2 separate regions of the Homo sapiens genome follow, and region 2 is linked to region 1. The links are chromatin contacts, found by Hi-C or POLR2A ChIA-PET in ENCODE. All regions are on one chromosome and are shown on one strand. The core of a region is the stretch at or near the end of the contact, and the rest is flanking DNA. Distances in the headings are between cores, read along the strand shown.

Region 1 (4,573 bases), core at 654-3,153:
ATTCTCACCCTGCAAACTTGCACGTCAAGCCTCAGCCTGTGGCCAATTTATTTGGTTGAATTATAACCCCCCTGAAAAGCAGCGGTTCCTAATGGAAAAGCTGACGGAGTCTTAAGTACACGTGGTGAGTGGAGCTGCTATAATTAACTCTGCTTTGAAACCCACCCCCCCATTAATATTTTACAGATTTTTAGTTAAAATAATTACATGAATTTATGAAAAATACTCAAGCACCTAAAGTACTTCTACTGTGCCCCAATTTCAGGGTTTCCCTTCCTGGCTGTCACTTGGGTATATGCGTTTCTACCCTGGTGATTATCACCCGGGTCCCAGCTGGTGGGGAAACATTTATTTCCAAAATGGAGACCTCCTTCTCCTTTCTCCTTTGTAATCTCAGTAATAGGGACTGCATGTCCACAACTGGCCTTCTGGTTAACATGGACGGTTCTTTTCTTTTTCTCTTCTGTTTCCCCTTTCTCTGTCTCCCCTCCTTATCTTCTCCTGGGATAATGCTCCCCAGACAAAGCCCCTTCCTTGGAAGGGCCAAAGGTTCCTTCCTTGGCAAGGCAAGGCAGTCTAGTGCAGGGGTCAGCAAACTTCCCCTGTACAAAGCCAGCAAGGAAATAATTGAAGCTTTGTGGGCCCTGCAGTCTCTAAAAGCATGCTCACCTCTGCTGCCACAGCACAAAAGCAGCTGTTGAGAAAATGTCAGTGAGTGGACACAGTTGTATTCTAATAAAACTTTATTTATGGTCAGAAATGGAATGTTTACATGTCAAAGAATATTCTTCTTTTTATTTTTTTGTGACCATTCACAGATATAAAAATGATTCTTAGCCTCGCCAGCCCTTACAAAGCATGCAGCAGGCTGGGTTTGGCCCCTGGGACTGTTAGTTTGGCAACCCCTGGTGCAGTTGATTGATTAAGAACAGAGCTCTTTGTCTGGAGTCAGATTTGGTGGGTTTCTGTTCTGACTCTTGCAACTTTCTATCCATGTGACTGGACCAGTGATTGATCTTTTCTGAGCCTCAGCCTCCCCGTGTCTAACAGGGTGATGATGACAGTGGTACTCGCCTCCCAGTCTGGCTGTGATGACTTACGAAAAGCATGCAGCACAGTGCCGGGCACACCAGAAAGTAACAATGTAAGTGCTCACTGAGGGGATATCTCTCCTTGGTTCTGGCGTTAACTTGCTGTGTGATGTTGGACAAGTAACTTGACATTTCCAGACCTAGATCCCTGAATTATTAGAAGAGACAAAAGACAAAAACCCTCCAAAAACCCAGGCTTGATCTAGAATACGCAGGGGCCGCATCTGGCCCAAGGGGACCTGATTTCCCCTAGGATGAGTATCTCATTAATTGGCCTCAGGATGGTGGGACCTGGAGGGCTTTTGCTTCCTGGTATGTTCCAGTTCTGCAATTGTTGATGGAATATGCCCTGAACGTAGGCTCTCGAGACAAGCTGTTATCTCATTACTCCCTGGGAGGAAGAACTCCCTGTCCTTTCGTTTTGGGGACTGGCCCCCCTTGGTGAGGACTTCTAGTGCTGCAGGTATCTGGTGGCCCATTTACTGTCCTCACCAGCCCTGTGTGGAGGCTGCTTCAGCTTCATGTTGTGCACAAGAAAATAAACTCAGAGAGATGAAGACTGACCCCAAAACACTAGTTGATTTGAACCAAGGTAATCTTGACTCCGAAACCCAAACTTCAGTCATTCTCTTTATGATTGTTGCCCTGTCTATATAGCATCTGTTCTATTGCCTACTAAATATTTTAAAATGAACTCACTATTTGTATTACTTTTAAATGGCAAAAACCACAATTACTTTTGCACCAACCTAAATACTTAGATTCCTTTTAAAAAGATTTCCTTTAAAATCAAATTTATTTTGAACTATGAATTTGATGTGCTATTTATATTTTTACTGATAAATATCAAAACAAAGTAAAAAGGAGATCGTTATGTGCACTCTCGGATATCATCTTAAAAGCCGGTGAGTCATCAATGTTGCTCTTCAGAGACACTGCTCTGTGCTTTGTCCCAGCTAAATGTGGCTGGAGGCTTGGCATCAGGTGGGTCCTTTGGACAGTCAAGCCCTTCCTGTGGGCTTGGGGACCATTTCCAGTTTCCATTTGTCTCTGTGCTGGGAGTAACCACTTGTTAAAAGACTCCCTCCCATCTCCTCCCCAGCTTGCCCCAAAGTCAGCTTCCACGGCTGCTAGATCAGCTCCCTAGTCACCAGGCTGACTCTAGAGCTGGTCTTAGTATCCTTCCTGCCACCCCCGCCACCTTGCCATTTGCCACTCCATACAGGGATGCTCTTGACTTCTGAGTGCCTAGGTAAATGTTCATTTTCTTTTGGTCCCGCCTGTGCAACAGTGCTGTGGGAAGATTTCCAGCCCCACAGAGACCTGTGATCTTATCCAGCCTGGGCCTCTGGCTGGCCATATGATCTCACTCACACAAGCCTCAGTCTGCTTACCTGAAAATGGGGGTACTAATGCAATCTGTCTGCAAGAGGTATCATGAGGAGATACAAGAGGAAGGCTCGAAGTAAGAGGAGGAGCCCCAGGAAGGAGGAGAGGCTGTGGAGGCAGACCTGGGGTCCAACTGCTGCTCCACCACCTCCTGGCTATGGAATTGGATCTGTGGTGATGTTGATGACAGTCTTAGGATGGAATTATGAATTTCCACCCACCTTCTTTGTCTGCTTCCTCCCATCATGGCACTTCTTTGTCTAAACATGGCTTCCCTTTGAACACATCCACAAATCGGCCTTTCCCTGACCTCTGGAAACATCCAAGCACCAAGGCTTAGCCACCAGGGCTGCATGCCTGTCCCCGCCTGTCTGAGAAAGCAGGCGGGGCCTCCCTCTGCTGTCTCAGATGGGCCAGGCCCCAGCCCAGCGCTACCATTGACTCGTACTTGAATCCAACTCATCTTGATTTTATGAGAACCATCCCTGAAAATCCTCATGTTCAATAGACGACACCAGGGAACCGTGGAGCAGGCCTGTCATTTGAATAATCAGCCATTTAGTGACATGTCTAGCCTGGTTTAATGACTGAATCAGTGAAAGTATGACCCCGAGTGCCGGTTAACTTTTAAAATAGCTGTGCCCACTGCATGACACAGCCAACAGGAAACCATTAAGGCCCTAGCAATTACCACTTCCATCCATCGGCAAAGTCCCTATTTTATTTTAATCTGCGTAAGTGCATTTTCTGCACGAGGTTAAAATATAAATCCCTTCTCCTGAACAAGACTGGTTTTCTGGCTGACTTGAGAGCACAATTTACAACTGATTTAATTTGTTCTTCACAAACATTCCTAATGACATTACCCCGGTGCATATACAGACTGCCTCCTCTTATTCCATTAACTCCCAAATCGGGTTTAAAGACCATATTGATGCTAGATGTTATTATGGGTGATTATCAAAACAACAGACAATGCGGCAAAGTGTTTACTAACTGGTTTATATATAATTTCTGTAATAACGACAACAGATGGTAATGCTACAAACACTAAATCACGCTTTTCGCCGCTGAAACAAATTGGCAGCCTGCAGTACAGAAATGGTGTACGTAGCTATATACAGATGCTTCAGTCATCAGCTATAGTGTTCATCTTATTAGGAAATGGGTCTGTTACTGCTATTACAGGTAATCTTTCCATTTACAATTACAAATGTATATTTTCAATGAAAATGGTTTTCCGCAGCTAAGCTGCCTGTAGGATATTTCCCCTCTAATTACTGCCCCAGTGAATGTGCGCCCAGGCCATGCCATGCACAGGGTTATGTTTGTCCTAGTTAATGATGGCGGCTGCATTTTAGTTGCTCTGAGATGGGTCCTCTCCAAGACCCTCCACCTCTCGCCGGCAAGACCACAATACAGCCCCAGGCAGTGGGTTCATTAGGACTTTAGAAGCAGAGTATGAACAGGATAAGAAGCAGCTGAACGTGAGAGGGCTCTTCCTTGAGCCTGTCTCCAGTGATTCTCCAATCCCCTGCCCCTGTCATTGATAAGCTCCACCTGGCCTTTTGAAAATGCTAAGCCAACATCCAAAGGGCCTTTGGAGGAAGGGGCTTGCCCATGTCATGCAGCGGCAGGGCCAGGACACTGACGCTGGCCCCCAATGGGGAATTCAAAGTTTCTTTTGTCCCACTGCGAACTCTTTCCCATCCCAGGCACTATGGATGCTACCCCAGGGGACCCAAGTCTGACTCAGTGGCCTGAGTCTCAATGGCTGCATCGTGAGTGCCACATGTGGATTCTGTCATGAAATTCAGCAGAAACTCCATAAAGTGGACACCATTGTTAACCCACCTTGTGGAGGAGGAACCCGTGAGCCAGCACAGAGGACCCACTTGCCTGTGATCTTGTGGCTTGGAGGCAGTAGGACAGGGATTTGAACTCAAGCTGTCAACTGAATCCAAAGCCTGTGGGCTGAGCCACTGAACTCTAAGCCTTTCCAGAGGGCATCGGGGCCTGTGCTCTCCTAGGAAAAACAGAGTTGAACCTTGGAATAAAGGACAAAAAGCGTTGTGTTTCTGTGCCTCAAGCTC
Region 2 (4,991 bases), core at 588-3,087, 50 kb after region 1:
AATAAAGAGGATATTTTAAAGTTAGATCTGGAAAACCCTCATACCTCCAGCGCATGGTTTCAATGAAATATCCCTTAACATGAAAATATAGACAGTTAGTTTTTTCTTCCAAAGTGAAATGCTGAGAGGCTTCCATTCCTGGTTTATTATGCTTTCTGTATCTCTGCTCATTTTTCACCAGTATTGCATTAAGTATTGATATTGATTTCTTGTAAATGGAACTGAAATAGATGGCCCACAGTTTTTGTTATTGTTCGGTGGCACTTGTATGTAATTTATTATGGCTGTAATGGAGGCTGCCCCTCGCTGCCACGGCTTAAATTAAATGTGCCACACTCTGGCCTCTGCTTGTCACCGGCATCTCTCATTTGATAGCAAAAATTATTATGTATAAAGTTTCTCTTTCCTTCTCACCCCTTCCATAAGAAACAATAACTGTGCCCTTTGTATTGTTTTGAAAGTTTGTGTTGATGACGTCCATCATTAGTGAAAAATATGAAAGTAGGAAGGGAGAGGACAATTTCCTCCTGGCAGCTGGGTTCTGTTTGGTTTCTGGGAGGCCTGGCAGACAGGAGACCTGGAGTCCTGGCCTGGTTTTACTTCAACTCAATGGAGTGACCTTGGGCTAGTCCCCTTCTCCTTCTGACTGTGGTTTTGTGAAGATGCATCCATGGCTCACGTATGTGCAGGGCTCCAATGACAGCCCCTGCAGTCCAGGGCCAGGGAGCTAAGGTGCCCTTTGTCTGTGTGTTTTCCCTGTAGGGAGTGCCCCAGGATAAGCTGGTGAGATGGCAGGGTGGCACCTGAGTGGGCTTGGGCACCAGGCTGTCATGGCTGAGGACATCTGAAGGCAAAATTGCCTGGGGACAAGCAGCTTTGGGTGTCCCATCCAAGGTGCAGTGCAGGTCCACAGAGAGGAGGCACATCTTGAAGCCAGAGAGTGGCCCCCTCCACAACAGGAAAGGGCAAAGCAAGGACAAGGGGAAAGTGTCCTGGCAAAAAAACAAAAACAAAAACAAAACAAAAAAAACACACAACCCAAAACTGGAAATTCTCTTTCTCTTTCAGTTGAACCTCTTGGCTGGGCCAGTACCCGAAAAGCCACACCGAATAATCTTGGGGAATAGCTGTGCGACCATCCTTTCCCAGCATGCTCAGGATTCTGCAAATGTCCTCTGCCTTCTCTAAGGCCCCCATCTCCCTTTCAGGGTTCTGTAGCGTGTGTTCAACTTCTGGCCTGTGTCTTTCACTGTGTCGGGGTATTTTTAGGGGGATAGAATAGGGTGAGAAGCAACAGGAACTATCATGACTGGGGGGAATAGGCAGGCCCAGTATTAACGTGGCGTGTGTGTGTGTGTGTGTGTGTGTGTGTGTGTGTGTGTGTGTGTATTTGTGTGAATGTGTGCATGTGTGTGTTTGTGTTTGTGCATAGCACCTCAAGTGTAGGCATCTTTATTCCCAAGACAGCCCTTGCCAAAGACAGGGTCAAGTCACATGCTCTTAGACCTGATAATTCTGCTTATGTGATTTTCACTTCAAATGATTTCCTGTTAGGCATAAAGGTTTCTACTAAAGAAAAATTTAAGGTCCTCACACAAGCCACTTCTGCTCCTCCACTTCTTAAAGAACCAAGTTAGATTTTAGTGCATTCAGCATGGGGCAAAACAGTGTCTATTAATTAGACTTTCATTTCTATTGACAATGGGGCCTACAGGCCTTGCACTGAGGTGGACACAGACCTTTTGTGGTGCCCTGTTGATCCTGGTTCTGCTCGTGGAAAATTAGGCCTGATTGCCCTATGAAGGCCCCTTCTCTAGTTTCCCTCTCTCACCTGCTAAGTCTCCATTCTTCCTCTAACTGCTTTAAATAGGTCAGCTGAGTTTCATTCTTACAGTCATCAGGCCTTTGGTGAAGGCATCTGTGCTCTTGCTGAAGTCTGCAACATTTCCCAACATGCAGGCCAAGGGCCCTTCTCTTTCGGTCTGACCACTTGTCTGTTCATGCATGCATGCTTTCATTCATTCAGAAAATGTGTCAAGAAAAGAGCACATGATTTGGAGGCAGACGTAATTCAGTGGTGTGCCGGAGTGGGATATTTCCAGCTTGCAAAAGCGGATTGCTAAATTTGTAAGTGTTTTGCAGCTGGTTTTTAAACATATATTAAAAATGAAATTGTAGAAAATTGCAATTAAATAAATTATATCAAAAACAGAAAATAAATACTCAAAACTCATCATTTTCTAATTATTTTATAACATTGTATTACCATCTGTATCAGAGGTTTCCAAAGTTTTTCTATGAAAGTGCAGATAGTAAGTATTTTAGGCTTTCTTGTCTCTGACACACTATTCAGGTCTGCTGTTTTAAGGTAAAAGGAGCCACAGACAATGCATCAAAGAATGGGCATGGCTGTACTCCTGTAAAACTATTTATAAACATGTAGCACTAGATTTGGCCCATAGCCCAGGTCAAGTTTGCCAACTCTTGATCTATGCTTTTGAGGTTATTTATGTCTGTAATATCCTTCTGGTGGAAATACTGTATAATGGTTGCTCCCCAACTCTGCCTTCCATGAGCTCATGCTGGCAGCTTGGAATCAGCCATGGTGGGAGTATTTACACCACAGAAATTGGCAAACACTAACAATCAGTTCTCTTTTCCCAGAGAACTGGCTAAACATTCACGGGGACACCACTGGGTGCGTCTGAGTCTTGACTCCGTGTTATATTAGCTCTGTGGCCTTAGGCACATGATTTACTTTCTGAGCTTTAGTTACCTTCAATAAAGGCAGAGACTGTGCCTATCCCAGAGCACTGGCAGGGGCTGAAGTGACACAATGTGACCTAACGCGTGTAAAGCACACAGCCATGGGGCCTGGTTTAAGGGGGATTCACAGTTGAGACAAGAACTGGCTCTGGCCTCAGGAATTCTCAGGGTCCCGGAGGGAGAAGGTATAGCTCAACCATAGAACGTAAAAGAAAGAATCATAACCTGCAGTGGAAAGATCTGATCAGCCACTCTCCAACCTGGGGACTTCTGACAGCTGATTCTTGGGCCTCAGAGCTATGGTTTCAATCTCAACCACGACCCTCCAGGCAAGCCCTCTGCAACCCAGCTCCTGCCTCCACTTCCCACTGCTGACCCGACCACACACCCCGAGACCCTTCGCCCTTCCTGATGCACAGTCACGCCCTACAGTCCTTGTTCCCACTACCCCCCTCTTCCTGCGCCTCCCGTCCCTGCCCTTGTCTCTGGACTCAGCTCACAGGCAGCCTCCCTCCGTAGCTTCTCAGCCACTCCCAGATAGATCTCCCCATCTACAGGCTTCTATATCCTTGAGAGGGGATTCCAGCTCTTCCCCGTGGCCTGTGAGGCCCTGCACGCTCTGGACCCCTAGGAATGAATCATGTTTGGTATTTTCTATATTTTATGATGCTTTGACATCTTGGGGACCTTACTGGCCAGAAAGCAAATTGCCTGCAAGCCCACCACCACTCACATGTAACCAACCAGTCCAGGGCCCATTCTCCACTCACCTTCTCTATCTCACTCACACACTAACCAATATTTCCCCTGCCCTAAACCACCCCTGAACCAGATACCGAGCATCTAGAGACCACCCCAGAGTCCAGAGGTCCCCCAACACGATTCAGACTAGCTGGTCCTGGGCTGTTTCCTCTGCCTGGCCTGGCCTTTCCTGAGGAAACCACAATGAGGGCTCTGCTGGCCTAGGCTTCTGCCTCACTCTTTGTGTCTTGGCCCTGTCCAGTCCTTCACCTCGTGGTTCTCTCTCTTGTCACTCAATTGCCTCTATAAATTAAATCTGGGGTACAATCCTGAGACACCCTCCATCATCTCCCCAGCCTCCTCTCCTAACCTGCCCCCTGCACTTCATTCCAGATGCACTGGTGGCATGCCACCCCTCAGGCGTGCTGCACTTGGGCCTGCCCCAGGGCCCTTGCACTTGCCTTTCCCTCTGCCTGCACTGCTCCACCCCCAGGTATTCTCACAACTCAGCCCCTCACTATGGAAAGACTTTGTCTTGTCGGTGCTTTGTCAGAAGACAGCCCATGTTCTCTAATAAAAAACCCATTCTACTACCACACTCACCTGGCACTCCCTATTCGATAACCTGCTTTGTTTCTCAATCTCCTACCAACACCTGGCATCAGACACATTTGTTTATTTCTGCCCCTTCTTCTTGAGTACAAGCCCCATGAAGGCAGGAATAGGCTTGTTGAGCTCACGGCTGCATCCCTAGGACTTAGAGCCATGCCCAGGGTGGAGTAGGGGCTCAGGGAGTATTTGGTGCCTCCACTGGGGAGGGGAAGGCACCTCTGCACACCTTCAAGCCAGTACTGATCACCTGCTCTCAGTCATGGTTTGTTGGTGCCCCCTCTGGGGCAGGGACTGGGCCCCTTTGTCTGGGCATCTCCCTGGCACAGTCAGGTGAGTAGGGAGGCCCAGCTTGGGTTTGTGGACTTCTTGGTGTCTCCATATCAGGAGAGGGCTCAGAGCAGGGAGTGGACATTTACAAGTATGGGAATGAGGGAGGTTTCTTGGAGGGAGGGGTGTGGGATTGGGCAGGAAGAGAAGGAAAGGGAGGTACATGGATTTGCAGGCACCAGGTGTGCAGGGTGGAGAGAGCACTGTGGGCACAGTCGCTGAGGTAGGCAGGGGCTCTGGACCAACTGCTGCCCCATTTCCAGCCTCAGTTTCCACTCCAGGCCTTGGACAGTCTGCTCCCCGCATAGGTGTGCTCCCTCCTGCCTCAGGACCTTGGCACATGCAGCTGCCTCCTGTAAAACATCCTTCTTGCCCCCGACTCCACCCCCAGTAGCATTGCCCTCTTCATGCATCCTTCTACTCTCAGCTCAAAGGTCAGAGAAGCTTGCTTTACCCTCCCAGACCCCGTCAGGGCCCTCTCCCACCTCCTCCCGCAATACTGCATTTTTCCTTGGTTAGGGATGGAGTATTACAGTTGGAGGTGA

The links. Hi-C counts contacts between places; a loop is a spot of excess contacts on that map. ChIA-PET counts read pairs that join two places held with the same protein, here RNA polymerase II (POLR2A). Pooled maps may share reads with other maps.
Region 2: a loop to region 1 is called in a pooled map of posterior vena cava, with 3 times the contacts of the local background. The contact joins the enhancer-like site here to the promoter of LINC02641 in region 1. A Hi-C loop is called at or near these places in 1 of 168 maps with a recorded cell type or tissue (sigmoid colon), 7 of 37 single-sample maps with no recorded cell type and 5 of 50 pooled maps. POLR2A ChIA-PET finds 5 or more read pairs at or near these places in 3 of 52 experiments (GM12878, WTC11 and activated T-cell).

The regions. Positions count from the first base shown.
Region 1 is chr10:123,346,020-123,350,592 of GRCh38, forward strand. LINC02641 (long intergenic non-protein coding RNA 2641) reads left to right here and starts at 1,904. Exons shown (of 12, transcript XR_007062326.1): 1 at 1,904-4,573.
Region 2 is chr10:123,396,479-123,401,469 of GRCh38, forward strand. The region is part of intron 6 of LINC02641 (long intergenic non-protein coding RNA 2641); the gene reads left to right. Among named protein-coding and RNA genes, the nearest start is that of LINC02641, 51 kb to the left of the region's middle. RefSeq lists an enhancer at 1,607-1,916. Within about 2 kb of position 1,838, at least 2 of the 41 ENCODE cell types and tissues checked have a DNase peak (open chromatin) inside an H3K27ac peak, as active enhancers do; they include GM12878, where a contact is called at or near this core.